2 separate regions of the Homo sapiens genome follow, and region 1 is linked to region 2. A link is an interaction called in ENCODE POLR2A ChIA-PET data of the cell type or tissue named here. Cell type or tissue: B cell. All regions are shown on one strand.

What was found. Peaks named below come from ENCODE experiments on the same cell type or tissue, not always from the same donor. Only the 100,000 strongest peaks of a DNase experiment are listed, where the experiment ranks them.
Region 1: POLR2A ChIA-PET joins it to region 2 with 6 read pairs; 1 of 35 experiments calls an interaction of 5 or more read pairs at or near these places.

What each region holds. Positions count from the first base shown.
Region 1 is chrX:44,888,134-44,896,133 of GRCh38, forward strand. All of the region lies in intron 2 of KDM6A (lysine demethylase 6A), which reads left to right. Among named protein-coding and RNA genes, the nearest start is that of KDM6A, 19 kb to the left of the region's middle. In B cell, no CTCF peak of the experiment used is centred here; no DNase peak of the experiment used is centred here; H3K27ac peaks cover 296 bases.
Region 2 is chrX:46,419,511-46,427,510 of GRCh38, forward strand. It overlaps the pseudogene CTNNBL1P1. Among named protein-coding and RNA genes, the nearest start is that of KRABD4, 24 kb to the right of the region's middle. In B cell, no CTCF peak of the experiment used is centred here; no DNase peak of the experiment used is centred here; H3K4me3 peaks cover 393 bases.

The DNA.
Region 1 (8,000 bases), 1.5 Mb before region 2:
GTCTCTACTAAAAATACAAAAATTAACCGGGCGTGGTGGCGGGCACCTGTAATCCCAGCTACTCGGGAGGCTGAGGCAGAGAATTGCTTGAACCCGGGAGGTGGAGGTTGGCGGTGAGCCGAGATCCTGCCACTGCACTCCAGCCTAGGCGACAGAGCGAGACTCCCTCTCAAAAAAGAAAAGAGAACTGGAGACCTGAGTTTTAGGACCTGCTGTGTATTTCAATCACTTAATTTTTATGTTTCACCAGTTTTGCCGTTTCTTAAAATGAAGGGCTAGGAATTAGGAATTTCCAAAATGACTGTATAGCACCACAATTTTGTAGCTAGTTTTTCATTTGTATTTTTAGGGTTGACTCAGTTCTTGAAGATTTTGACCTAGAAGGAGGGCACAATTAAACTTTGTTTTAGATTATAATTTTCTTTGATTTTAGCCTCAAGCTTTTAAGACCAGAAACTGAATGAATGCACATAATGAAATTGAGATTTGTATGCTTTTGTTAATCTAGGTTGCATGTTTTTGTTAATATAAGATTAACCATTTAGTTAGTTTTAGACTGGTTTGAAAGTATTTCTTTAGTGTTTTGACTTCCCCAAACCACTTCTTTCTTACAGTTGGGATTGTTATTTCTTAGGTCAGATCTGATGTTTAAAATTCTAGGCATAATCACTGTATATTCCTGCTTGCTAGAACTCATGTGATGGCAAAGTTAAGTGAATTCTCAGGTATGAATTGATAAGAAATATCACATTGAATAAATATATATTAGGTACTGGGCATGTAGATATTACAAAGATGAGTAAGGATCCTTAGTTTGCCTAAGAGTAGCAAGAGTCGCTTGGCATCAGCTGAGACACTTTCTGATCTATTGAAAGTAAGCATTTATTTATTTATTTATTTATGATGGAGTCTTGCTCTGTTGCCCAGGCTGGAGTGCAGTGGCACAATCTTGGCTCACTACAACCTCTGCCTCCCGGATTCAAGCGATTCTCTCACTTCAGCCTCCCAGGTAGCTGGAATTCCAGGTGCTGGACACATGCCTGGCTAATTTTTGTAATTTTAGTAGAGACAGGGTTTCGCCACGTTGGCCAGGCTGGTCTTGAACTCCTGACCTCAGGTGATCCACTTACCTTGGCCTCCCAAAGTACTGGAATTGCAGGTGTGAGCTACCGCACCCTGCCAAAAGTAAGCTTTTGTTGGATTTTGCTGTGTGAGTGTGTCTGTGTGCATATGATTATACTTTTATTATAAATCTATCAGTTAAAAAGATAGATTTGGAGTTTGTAAGTTAGATTCAGAGTATAACTCATAACTCTTAAGGAAACACTTAAAAAAAATTTTTTTTTAAAATCGGCTTTTCAAAGATGACAAATGGATAGAAAAAATTAAGCAAGTCTTCTGTCCTTGAGGTTGCCCAGGTTTGTGCATTGACCCTATTGGCCAGGATGTTGTAAACAGCATTCAGACATTCAGAGGATAACTTTTAATAGGCTATATAGGTTATCTAATCCTTAAATAGTCATGATTCTATGAAAAGAGGTGAGTCCTATCTGAAGGAAAGTTGGAGTCCTTAACAATCTAACGTAAGTTTTTTGGCTCTTTGTCTTGTTGGACTTGGTTGTCCTTACTTACAGAAATGGACATCACATGACAGATTGGATATCATGCATATATTTCTGTAAATGGCAACACTTATGTATTGACTTACTTTAAAAATCTGACTTTTTATTTTGAGAGAATTGTAGATTTATATGCATTTTTAAGAAATAATAGAGCTAGTGTGTGCTTTACCCAGTTTCCCCCAACTGTAGCATCTTGCAAAACTGTGGTACAGTATTACAACCAGGATGCTGATATTGAAATATAGTCAAGGGACAGAGAAGTTCCACACCAAAATATATGTCTTGTTCCCCTTTTATAGCCATATCTACTTCCTTCCTTCATCTCTTCCCACCCGCTGGCAACCACTAACCCATTTATCCACAAATCCATTTGTATAATTCTGTCATTTCAGGAATGTTATATAAGTGGGATCATACAGTATATATCCTTTTGGAATTCCCTTTGATCATTGAGCAGATATCCTTGGAGAGTTATCTAAGTTGTATTGTGTATCAACAGTTTGTTCCTTTTTGATGCATCACAGTTTCTTTAATCATTTACCCTTTGAAAGACATCTGAGTTATTTCCGGTTTTTGGCTGTTGTGAATAAAACTGCTATGAACATTTGTGTACAGGTTTTTGTGTGAACATAAGTTTTCTCTGGGCTACGTGCCCAAGAGTACAATTGCTGGTAGTTGCATATTTAGTTTTATAAAAACCATCAAACTGTTTCCCGGAGCTGCTCTACCTACATTTCTACCAGCAATGTATCAGTGTTCCAGTTTCACTGCATCCTTGCCAGCATTTGGTGTTCATGCTGTTTTTATTTTTGACATTCTTGTTAGGATGTATTGATAGGTCATTATGGTTTTAATGTGTATTTCCCTAATGGCTAGTGATGTTGAACTTTTTTTTTTTTTTTTTTTTTTTTTTTGCGAGATAGAGTTTCGCTCTTGTTGCCCAGGCTGGATTGCAGTGGCGCGATCTCGGCTCACTGCAACCTCCGACTCCTGGGGTTAAGTGATTTTCCTGCCTCTGCCTCCTGAGTAGCTGGGATTACAGGCGCCCGCCACTACGCACATCTAATATTTGTATTTTTAGTAGAGAGGAGGTTTCACCATGTTGGCCAGGCTGGCTCGAACTCCTGACCTCAGGTGATCTGCTTTCCAAAGTGCTGGGATTACAGGCGTGAGCCACTGCACCTGGCCTGAACATCTTTCATGTTCTTATTTTCCATCTGTATATTATCTTTGGTAAAATGTCTGTTCGTGTCTTTTGCACATTTTCTAGTTGGATTTTTTTTTTAACTGTTCAGTTTTGAGATTTCTTTATATTTTCTAGAGTGTAGTCCTTGTTAGGTACGTGGTTGGATTTTCTCCCGCTCGCTCTATAACTTTGAATGATTTTAACAGTCTTTTGCAGTGCAAAGGTTTTTAATTTATTGTCCAATGTATTAATTTTTATTTTATGGATCTTGATGTGAAGTATAAAAACATGTTGCCTGGCCCTAGATCCCTAAGGTTTATTTATTTATTTTTCTAAAAGTTTCATAGTTTTTTATTCATGTTTTATATCAGGTGTGAGGTTGAAGTTGAGCTTTGTTTTTGCTGTAGATGTTCAACTGCTCCACCATTATTTGTTGAAAAGGTCATTTTTTCTCCACTGAATTGCTTTTGAATCTTTGTTAAAAAATAGTTGCGTATATATTTGTAGGGGTTTATTTCTGGGTTCTCTATTATGTTCGATTTGTCTACGTGCTTATTCCTCCACCAGTATCACATTATCTTAATTACTGTCATTGTATAGTAGGTCTTGTTTGAAATGCTTGTTTTCCGGTGCTGTAAAGAAATAGCACTTGAATGTAAATTTAAATTCCTTAGCAAGGCCATTTTTATACTTTCTGCAGAAAGGGTACACTTGCCAGCAGTTTTGCTATGAGACTACACCCACAGAACAAAGGAGGCAGGGTCATTTATAACCTGACGCGTCCACCCTACTGCCGTGTCCAGTTTCCATTGGCTGGAACGGGACTTCACATTTTTTATTTGGCCCGATTGGCTAGCAACTTAGAACTTTTTTAAGGAGGCAAAGGCAGAGGAGAACAAAGGAAGGAGGAAGTAACCTGTGGAATGTTGAGAAAGGTAAAAACACCTTTAAATAAGGAAGAGGAACAGGCTATGTCCTAATGCTTGCTTAGACCAGTATAAGCATGCCAGGGCAAATAGGCTTAATTGTGGGAGCTAAGAACATAAAGTACATTGATTTGTTTATTATGGCTAGCAGATATTTAAGAATGTTCGCACAGGTCTTTCAATAAATTTTGCTTCTAAGAGAAGTTACTATTTATTCCTAATTAGATGGGGAGGAAAGTCTTTGAAGAGGAACCTCTACGTTTTACAGCCTTAATATCAGGTGTAGTGAGTCTCACCACTTTATTCTTCTTTGTCAAGGTTGATTTAGCTATTCTGAGATCTTTGCCTTTTCATATAGATTTTAGAGTAAGTTTGTCTATGTCTACATAAAAGCTTGCTGGGATTTCGAGGCCGGGTACGGTGGCTCACGCCTTTAATCACAACACTTTGGGAGGCTGAGGCAGGTGGATTACTTAGGGTCAGGAGTTTGAGACCAGCCTGGCTAACAGTGGAACCCTGTCTCTACCAAAAAAATACAAAGCTGGGCGTGGTGGCTCACGCCTGTAATCCCAGTACTTTGGGAGGCCGAGGTGGGTGGATCACGAGGTCAGGAGATCGAGACCATCCTGGCAAAACATGGTGAAACCCCGTCTCCACTAAAAAATACAAAAAAAATTAGCTGGGCTTGGTTGCCGGCGCTTGTAGTCCCAGCTACTCAGGAGGCTGAGGCAGGAGAATGGCGTGAACCCGGGAGGTGGAGCTTGCAGTGAGCCGAGATCGTGCCACTGCACTCTAGCCTGGGCGACTGAGCGAGACTCTGTCTCAAACAAAAACAAAAACAAAAAACAAAAGTTGTCTGGGCATGGTGGCTCATGCCTGTAATCCCAGCACTTTGGGAGGCCGAGTGGGTGGATCAGCTGAGGTCAGGAGTTTGAGAGCAGCCTGGACAATATGGTGAAACCCCGTCTCTACTAAAAATACAAAAGTTAGCCAGGCGTGGTGGCACACACCTGTAGTCGCAGCTACTTGGGAGGCTGAGGCAGGAGAATCGCTTGGATCTGGGAGGCAGAGGTTGCAGTGAGCTGAGATCGTGCCACAGCACTCCAGCCTGGGTGACAGAGTGAGACTCCATCTAAAAAAAAAAAAAAAAAAAAAAAATAGCCAGATGTTGTGGTACACGCCTGTAAGTCCCAGCTACTTGGTAGGCTGAGGCAGGAGAATTGGTTGAACCTGGGAAGCAGAGGTTGCAGAGAGCCGAGATCGCACCACTACACTCCTTCAGCCTGGGCGACAGAGCGAGACTGTCTCAAAAATCAAAAACAAAAACAAAAAAAACCTTGCTGGGATTTTGATAGGAATTGCATCAAATCAACCTGGGCATAATTGATACATATATATTTTTTGCTATACTGAGCTTTCCAATTCATGAACATGAGTTGTCTCTTTGTTTACTTAGGTCTTCTTTGATTTGTTCCATGAACATTTGTTAAGTTTATACCTATGAATCTCATTTTCTTTTGAGCAATTGCAAATGATGATGCATTTTAAATGTAAATTTCCAGGTCTTTATTGTTAGTATGTAAATTTTTGTGTGTTGATTTTTGTATCCTGCAACCTTAGTGAATTCATTTGTTGTGGGAGGTTTTTTTTTTTTTTTTTTGATATGAAGTCTTGCTCTGTTGCCCAGGCTGGAGTGCAGTGGTGCAATCTGGGCTCACCACAACCTCCGCCTCCTGGGTTCACGCCATTCTCCTGCCTCAGCCTCCTGAGTAGCTGGGACTACAGGTGCCCGCCACCATGCCTGGCTAATTTTTTGTATTTTTAGTAGAGACGGGGTTTCACTGCATTAGCCAGTATGGTCTCCTGGGAAAGCATTCAATATTTTGTCCTAAAGTTGTAGATTTTTTTGTAGATGCTATTTATTCAGTTGAGGAAGTCCATCTCCACCCCACTCCTTCCTAAGATGCTGAGATTTTTAATCTTGAATAGAGGTTGGGTTTTGTTAAATGCTTTTTTCTGGATCAACTGATGTGATTATATGATTTTTTTGCTTCAGCCTGTTAATATAACATTGATTTCTGAATGCTAAACCAGCTTTGCATACCTAGAGTAAAACCCAATTGGTCATGGCATATACTTCTTTGTGTACATTGTTGGATTACATTTGCTAATATTTTGTTGAGAATTTTTGTGTATAAGATCATGACAAGAATATGGATGAGTGTATCTCATATGTAATAATAGAGTATGAGTATGCTAGTATTTTGTTGAGGATTTCTGCCTCTAAGTATCATGAGAGATACTGGTTTGTAGGTAACATTTTTTGTACAGTATCTGGTTTTGGTGTCAGGATAATACCAGCCTCCATAAAATGAGTTCCCTTCTATTTCTGGATGAGAATGTGTAAAATAGGTTTAAATTCATCTTTAAATGTTCATTAGAATTGTTTGGTAAAACCATTTGAGCTTTATCTTTTTGGAGCTTTTGATTAGAAAATCAATTTTGGTAGTAGTTATAGGACTCTTCAGATTGTCTTTTTGACTGAGTTTTGGTAGTTTGTAGTTTTGAGGAGTTGATCTGTTTCTTTTAAGTTGAATTTATGAACTCAGAATTGTTCATAGTATTATTCCCATGTTATTCTTTTAATGTTAGCAAAATCTGTAGTGTTCTCTTTGTTTTCATTCCTGACACGATGATTTGTGTTTTCATGTCTGTGAGTCTTAGGTTTGTCAACTTAATTAATTAATTAATTAATTTTTTTTTTTTTTGAGACAGTCTTGTTTTGTCCCCCAGGCTGGAGTGCAGTGGCGTGATCTCGGCTCACTGCAACCTCCGGCTCCTGGGTTCAAGTGATTCTCCTGCCTCAGCCCCCGAGTAGCTGGGATTACAGGCACCCGTCTTCATGCCCGGCTAGTTTTTGTATTTTTAGTTGAGACGGGGCTCAGGCTGGAGTGCAGTGGCGCGATCTCGGCTCACTGCAACCTCCGGCTCCCGGGTTCAAGTGATTCTCCCGCCTCAGCCCCCGAGTAGCTGGGATTACAGGCACCCGCCATCATGCCTGGCTAGTTTTTGTATTTTTAGTTTAGACGGGGTTTCACCATGTTGGCCAAGCTGGTCTCGAACTCCTGACCTCTGGTGATCCACCCACCTTGGCTTCCCGAAGTGCTGGGATTACAGGTGTGAGCCACCACGCCCAGCAACTTTTATTTTATTTATTTATTTATTTATTTATTTATTTATTTATTTATTTATTTTAGAGACAGAGTCTCGCTCTGTCGCCCAGGCTGGAGTGCAGTGGCACGATCTCGGCTCATTGCAAACTCCGCCTCCTGGGTTTGCGCCATTCTCCTGCCTCAACCTCCCAAGTAGCTGGGACTACAGGTGCCTGCCACCACGCCTGGCTAATTTTTTTTATTTTTGCATTTTTAGTAGAGATGGGGTTTCACCGCGTTAGCCGGGATGGTCTCATCTCAATCTCCTGACCTCGTGATCTGCCCGCCTCGGCCTCCCAAAGTGCTGGGATTACAGACCATGAGCCACCGCTCTGGGCCAACTTTTATTTTTTTAAGAACCAACTTTTTATTGATTGCTTTTTTTTTTTTTTTTTATTCTGCTGTTCTCCTGGCTTCAATTTTATTGATTTCTTCTCTATTTCCTTCTTTCTGCTTGCTTTGGGTTTATTTGCTCTTTATATTTTCTAGGTTCTTGAGCTTGGAAGTTGGATTATTAATTTGAATCATTTCCTTTTCTCTGATGTAACAATTTGGTGCTATAAATTTACATTTCAGCACTACTTTAGCTGTGTCTCACATACTTTTGTATTTGTATTTTCATTTTGATTCAGTTCTGTGCATTTTAAAATTTCTTTGATCCATGGAGTATTTAGTAGTGTGTTAAGTTTCTAAGTATTTGGAGGGTTTTCTGTTTTCTTTCTATTATTACTTGCATTTTTTGTGTGTTTCTCATTCATCTGCTTTTTTTTTTTACCTTCTTATGGGTTATCTTAATATATTTTAGGATTCCATCTTGATTTTTAATGTTTTTGAATATATTTCTTTGTATAGATTTCTTAGTGGTTGCTCTGGATATTGCAGTATTCATATGTAACTTACCACTGTCTACTGGTATTGGTGTTTTACCACTTTCAGTTAAGCACAGAAACTTTTCTTCCACTTAGGTCCTTTTGCCCTCTTTACTTTAAAAATAAATTTTTTTTTTTTTTTTGAGACAGAGTCTGGCTCAGTCACCCAGGCTAGAGTGCAGTGG
Region 2 (8,000 bases):
GCTATCACGTGCCCATCCACCAGAGCATCAATGAGTACTTCTGCTCCCTCTCCACTCTCATAGAAGATGTCTATATCTGTTAATTCCTGACTCAAATCAACCCCAGCTATGGACACGTCTGTATTATTGTGTCCAAGCAAACCAAGAAGTGACTGCACAGCATTCAGCTCCAGCAAGAGGTACAGGTCTGGCATGGTGGCCACCAAGTGCATCTTCTGAATGATGTCATGTAGGTCCAGTTGGGATTCCATGAACTTCTCTGGATTGTCTGGAAACTTAATCTGCAATTCTTGGTTTTTATATGCTCACTATTCAAATGCAAGGATCATTTTCTTCACTGAGCTTTCATCCAATGGCTCCTCCTCTTTCTCTTCCTCCTCACCCTCTGTGTCAATAATCTGAAGCAGCAAATGTTTGTCATCCTCTGCTTCTTCCACCACAATCATTTCCTCTTCCCAATCTTGAGTACTAGTTTGTTTCTGATGCATCTTCTGCTCCTCCTCTTTGCCATCTCGGGGACGTTTTATGCCCCTGTTGGGCTGGTAGCTCAGAAGTTTGCCCATGTCCGTGGTCCCTGGCACAGCCAACCTGTGTAATTCATAAAGAACAGAAATTTATTTCTTACAGTTTTGGAGGCTGGAAAGTCCAAGATCAAGGCACCAGAAGGTTTGGCATCTGGCTAGGGCCCAGTCTCTGCTTCCAAGGTAACACCTTGAATGCTGTATCCTCCAGAGGGGAGGAACACTGTTCTTCATGTGGCACAAGAGCAGAAAAAAAGAGAGAACCCATTCCAGAAATCCTCATTTTAAAAACATTAAACCCACCCATGAGGGCAGAGCCCTCACAACCTAATCACCTCTTAAAGGTCCCATTTCCCAATTCCATTACAATGGCAATTAAATTTCAACATGAGCTTTGGAGGGGACAAACATTCAAACCATAGCATTCCACCCATTGCCCCCCAAAACTCACATTCTTCTCATATGCAAAACACTTTCATTCCATCCCAATAGACCCCAAAATCTTAACCATTTTAGCACCAACACATAAGTCCAAAATCTAGAATCTCACCTAAATCATATATGGGTGAGACTCAAGGCATGATTTATTCTGCGGCAAATTCCCTCCAGCCATAAGCCTGTGAAATCAAGTTATCTACTTCCAAAATACAGTGGTGGAACAGGCATAGGATAGACATTCCCAGTCTAAAAGGAAGTAACAGACAAGAAGAAAGGGGTAACTGATCCCCAATATGTTCAGAACCCAACAGGGTGAACAACATCAAATCTTAAGGCTCCAGAACAATCTTCCTTGAATCCATGTCCCACCTTTTGGGCACACTAGAATGGGCTATGTGCTTCCAAGACCTCAGGCAGCCACTCCCCCATGACTTTGCTGGACTCAGCCCATGCAGCAGTTTTCATGGGTTGAAGACTTGGGCCTGCAGCTTTCCCAGACTAGGACTGCATACTGGTGAGTCTACATTTCTGGGGTCTCTGCAGCAGCCCTAAGCCCACAGTTCCACTGGGCATTGTCCTAGTGATAGCGACAGGAGGCAGCCAAATGCCTAGGCAGTTGGGATGGGTACCCAGTGAAACCCCAACTCCAAGCCAAAGACAGTTTAAAGCCTGAAAGCCAAGCTACAAGTTAAATCCTCAGACTGGATTGAGAACTTGTCTTCCTGTGTGGCGCACTTTCCTCTGATTGATCCCCTCCCTTTACCTATTTTACCTATACCTACCCTTCCCTAATTGGTTTTCTACAGTCATGCCCATCTTTGAGTGGTGTCTTTGCTTTAACCTTTTTTGCATACTCACAAACCAATCAACATGCCCTCCCCATTCTGAGTCCATAAAAGGTCCCGGATCCAGCCACATGGGGGACTTTTCCCGCCTTCAAATAGGGAAACCTCCACCCCTTGACATCCCCTCTCTGCTGAGAGTTTTCCTTTCACTTAATAACTTCTACTCCACTCACTCTCCGGCATTCACATGCCTAATTCTTCCTGCTTGTGAGACGAGAACTCAGACTTAGCTCAGCTAAGGGGCAGAAAGACCGTAACACTAGCGGAAGCTCTCTGTGGTAGCTCTGCCCCTATGACAAGTTTCTACTTGGGCCCCCAAGCTGTCCACGACATCCTTTGAAATCTAGGTGAAGGAAGCCATGGCCTCACATTTCTTGCATTCTGTGGGGCTGCAGAATTAGCACCACCTGAATGTAACCAAGGCTTAATGTTTGAATCTTTCAGAATAGCAGGTTGAATTGCACCTGGGCTTGCTTGAGCCATAGCTGGAACAGCCAAGGAGTGCTGCACTGGAATGCAGGAAGCAGATACTTGAGGTAGCAAAGGGCAGCAAATGCTGAGATCCCATAGCCCTCTCTCTAGAAACCTTGCCCTCAAGGTCCCAGTGCTCTGAGACTGTGATGGAAGGGGCAGCCTCAAAGATCACCATAATGACTTTAGGTTAATTCTCCATTGTCTTGATGAATAGCATCTGGCTTCCTTTTATCTGTATTAATCTCCTTATCAAATGGTCCTTTGGCCACACTTTTGGTTTTCTCTCCTAAACATGCCTTTTGATTCTTTACTTAGCCAGGATTTTCCAAATCCTTATGTTCCTCTTCCCTTTTAATTATACATTCCATGTTTAAATCATTTCTCTCTTCTTGCATTTAACTATATGCAATTAGAAGAAGTCAGACAACACCCTGAATGCTTTGCTACTTATATGTTCTTCTGTCATATCCTAGTTCATTGCTTTTAAGTTCTGCTTTCCACAAAACCTTCAGACATGGGTACAATTCAGCCAAGTTATTTGCCATTTTATGACAAAGAAGGACTTTACTGTAGTTTATGATACCTTGTTTCTCATTTCCATCTGAAATCTCACCAGAATTACCTTTACCATTCATATTTCTACCAACATTCTGATCATGACTACTTAGTGATCTTTCAGAAATTTCGGACTTTCCTGACTGCTCTCTTCTTCTGAGCCCTCACCAGAATCGCTCTAAACACTTTATTCATGGCAATATAGGCTTTTGCTAGGATACTCCTCCAAGTTCTTCCAGCCTATAACCACCACCCAGTTTCAAAGTAGCTTCCAGATTTTCAGGTATATGTTATAGCAACAGCCCTATTTCTGAGTACCAAAATCTGTATTCGTTGGGGTTCTCCAGAGAGAGACAGAGCCAATAGGATAGATACATGATAGGTAGATAAGTGATAGATAAATAGATAGATAGATAAGAGGGGATTTATTAGGAGAATTTGCTCATGTGCTTATAGAGGCTTAGAAATCCCATGATAGGCTATCTGCAAGCTAAAGAACCAGAGAGGCTGGTAACATGGCTCAGTCCAAGTCTGAAGGCCACAGAACCAGAGAATCGAATGGTGTAACTCTCGGTCCAATGTCAAAGTCCTGAGAACCTAGGAGGTTGCTGGTGCAAGTCCCAAAATCCAAAGGCTGGAGAACTTGAAGTTCTGATGTCCAAGGGCAGAAGAAGAAGGGTGTCCCAGCTCCAGGACAGAGAGAGAGAGAGAGAGAGAGAGAAAGAGAGAGAACACGAATTCACCTTTCCTCTGCCTTTTTCTTCTATCTGGGCCCCCAGCCAACTGGATGGTGCCCATCCACATTGAGGGTGATCTTCCCCACTCAGTCCACTGACTACACACCAATCTCTTCTGGAAACACCCTCACGGATACACTCAGAAATAATGTTTTACCAGTTTTCCAGGTATCCCTTCATCTAGTCAAGTTGACACCTAAAATTAACCATCACACCAAAGTTTTCTCTTATGTTTTTCTCTAAAAGTTTTAGCACTAAAATTTAGGTCTTTGACCCATTTCAAGTGAATTTTTGTGTATAGTGTGAGGTAAGAGTGCAAATTCATCCTTTTGCATGTGGACATCCAATTGTCCCAGCAACTATCATTGAAAACACTATCCTTTCTCCATTGAATTGTCCTGGCACCTTTGTCAAAAATCCATTCACCATAAATGGAAGGGTTTATTTCTGGACTCGATTCTGTACCATCATCTGTCTTCATGACAATATCACACTGTCTTTTTAAACTTATTTTTAGAATAGTTTTTAAAAATTTTTAAATTGACAAATAAAAATTGTGTGTATTTATGTTGTACAACATGATATTTTGAAATATGTATACACTGTGGGATGGCTAAATCAAGCTCATTAACATGTACATTACCACACATACTTATCATTTATTTGTGATGATAATATTTGAAATCTACTGTCTTAGCAATTTTCAAGTATACAATACATTGTTATTAGCTGTAGTCACTGTATTGTACAATAGATCTCTTACACTTATTCCTCCTGGCTGTAAAATTTTGTATCCTTTGACCAACGCTGTCTTGATTACTGCGGCTTTATAGTAATTTCTGAAATCAGAAAGTGAAAGTATTTCAACTTCTGTTTTTTTTCAAAAATCTCTTTGTTATTCTGAGTCCTATTAAGATCAGCTTATAAATTTCTGAAATAATTCAGATGTCTTTACTTATGTATAGTTCTATTTATTTATCATTATTATTTTTTTTTGAGACAGAGTCTCACTCTGTCGCCCAGGCTGGAGTGCAGTGGTGTGATCTCGGCTCACTGCAACCTCCGTCTCCCTGGCTCAAACAATTCTCATGCCTCAGCCTCCTGAGTAGCTGGGATTACAGGCGCCCACCACCACCCTCGGCTAATTTTTGTATTTTTAGTAGAGACAGGGTTTCACCATGTTGGCCAGGCTGGTCTCAAACTCCTGACCTCAGGTGATCTGCCCCCCTCGGCCTCCCAAAGTACTGGGATTACAGGCATGAGCCACCTCGCTTGGCCCACTTATGTGTAGTTCTATTTTGATTCTCTGTCTCTACTTGAATCATTTTTGGTAATTTGTTTATTTCTAGCAATTTGTCCACTTCACCTACATTGTCTTTAAATTCCTTTGTTGAATTGTTTTGCTACATATTTAAAAGTTATTTTCTTAGTTGTTGCTCTAGGGATTACAATATGAATCTTAACCTGTCACTCTCTATTTCATAGTCATTACTAATTACCTTTGGCAAAATATAAAAAATTTGTACTAATATCATATATGTCCACTTCTCCCCCCTACACACACTCTGCTATTATTTTCATATATGCATTATATTTTTATATGTTATAAGCATAAAAATCATTTTATAAGAATTGTTTTATGTAAGGCTGGGTGCGGTGGCTCACGCCTATAATCCCAGCACCTTGGGAGGCTGAGGCAGGTGGATCACTTGAGGTCAGGAGTCTGAGACCAGTCTGGCCAACATGGTGAAACCCCATCTCTACTAAAAATACACAAATTGGCTGAGCGTGGTGGTGCACACCTGTAATCCCTGCTACTCAGGAGGCTGAGGCAGGAGAATCGCTTGAACCCGGGAGGCAGAGATTGCAGTGAACCGATATTGCACCACAGAACTCCAGCCTGGCGACAAAGCAAGACTCTGTCTCAAAAAAAAAAAAAAATGAGTTGTTTCATGCAATCTTATGTCATTTAGATACATTAGGAAAAAAATATATATTTATATAATATTGTATATTTACCTACAGATTTACCTTTTCTGGAGCTTTGTATTTCTCTGAGTGAATCAGAGCTACCATCTAGTGTCATTTCCTGTCAGTGTGAAGGATTTTATTTTTTCTAGAAAAACACCTATGTCTATGAGAAATAAGGTTACTTTGGGTTTACAAAATACTGGATAACTAACCCAGAGGCAGATACAAGGCTAAAATGGAAAGGATACAAATATTCTATTTGTATCCCATTAATTCCTGGTACATTCATATTTTGACATGGTGTTTCTACATATTTTGGAAAATGCAACCATGAGGTGGCCAACAAATCTTTGGATTATCCCCCTCCAACCTATGTGAGAGTAGGTTGCAGATTCCTTCTTTGAAAAAAAACGTTAATAGGAAAATCTTGCAGTAGAGAGCACTTCGTCACTTTGATATGGACATCACCACTACCACCTCAAGCTAAGAGAGGGTCCACGAGATAACTCAGAATAACAGAGGTTGCCTTCCATATGGAGAGACTGACATCTGCTTCTGCCCCAGGTGCTGAGCTGTAGAAACGTATAGACCTACCCAATTCTGTCTCTGGGATACAGCTTGAGGGAGTTTTTGGTAAAGCTTGACATGTCCTCAGAGTTTTAGAATGTAGATAAGGACAGAGACTGATGACTGCTTCTACCTGGATAAACCTGTAGAGAGGAGGCTCGTGTAGCAGCCTGACATGGCAGGGTAAGGAAAGCGAGTCTAGACAGCGTGTATGTCCAGAGTTTGGTGGGGTGAAGATGTGTGGGTTTTTCCCAGGGGCCAAGAAGGCAGCCAGTTGGAAGAATCTTGAAGGGTGGTGACCCAAGTGGACAGGTTGTCAGGTGAGGAAACTGGTGGTAGGAGTAACTCCTGTGGTAGAAACTGAGACAGTAAGTAATTGAGTTCAGGAGTATTTGCAAATTCGGTCTTTTTGGGCTTTTGGGGGCCATCAGAACATCCCTATATATTCTTTTTTTTTTTTTTTTTTTTTTTGAGGCAGAGTTTCACTCTTGTTGCCCAGACTGGAGTACAATGGGGCCATCTCGGCTTACTTCAAGCTCCACCTCCCAGGTTCAAGCAATTCTGCTTCGGCCTCCGAAGTAACTGGGACTGCGGACATGCACCACCACACTCGGCTAATTTTTGTATTTTTAGCAGAGATGGGGTTTCACCGTGTTGGCTAGGCTGGTCTTGAACTCCTGACCTCATGATCCACCTGCCTCAGCCTCCCAAAGTGCTGGGATTACACCCCGCGCCAGAACATCCTTATATTCTCTCCACTACTTCTCTGTATTGCTGCTAAACCTGTACAGGACCTACAAAGGTCTTGCCGTTGTCAATGGTTTGGTTGCAACCATTTGCATTCTGGTGTTCCTGGGGATGCTCGTCACCTCGTTTTGTTCATAATGTAATCTGGGAAATTTTTTCTTTTGCCATCATAATGGTTCTTTGCTATCATAATGGTTTTAAGATAGCATTTAGGGAGATCAAAAACTACACTATAAGCAAGGCCCTATGGCTCATGCCTATAAGTCCAGCACTTCAGGAGGCCAAGGCAGAATGATTGCTTGAGACCAGGAGTTTGAGACCAGCCTGGGCAACACAGGGAGACCCCGTCTCTAAAAAAAAAAAAAAAAATTTAAATTAGCTGAATGTGGTGGTGCATGCCTGTAGTCCCAGCTACTCGGGAGGCTGAGGTGGGAGGATAGCTTGAGCCAGGGAGGTCCAGGCTGCAATAAGCCATGATTGTGCCACTGCACTCCAGTCTGGGTGACAGAGCAAGCCCTTGTCTCAAAAAAACCAAAAACCCAAAAACTGCACTACCATTATTACCTTGCATTGGCCTGTTAGTCCAGTACTGACTTGTTAAAGAAACCAGGCCAGTTAACTTGTAGACTGTCCCACATTCTATATCATCTGATTGTTTCCTCATGATGTCGTCTAACTCTTCCTTTATCTCCTGTATTTTCTGTAGACTTGAAGTTAGGTCTAGAGGTTTGATCAGTTTCAGGTTAAGCATTTTTAACCAGAATACTTAATAATGACCAAGAACACTTCATGGGTAATATTGTGCAACCACTTTAATGATGCTAAGTTTTCTAACTAGCAAGTAATCTGTGGACTGACATTTTAGAGAGCGGGATGTTAGCATCGTGTTCAAAAACAACTTTTATTGAATGTTTTTAACATCCCTCAAGGATCTTTGCCTGAATCAATTATTACACTGAGGCTTGCAAAATAGTGATTTACTAATTACACAATTATTTGTATATTTATTAGGTGGCATTCTTTTATAAATAATGGCTGTAGTAAATAATGTGTTGCTCTGCTCAGATCTCCTCTTCAGGGCCAACACACTATCCTCCTACTTCTGGGAAAATCAGCTACTGACTTCACAGCTATGTCCCTCATTT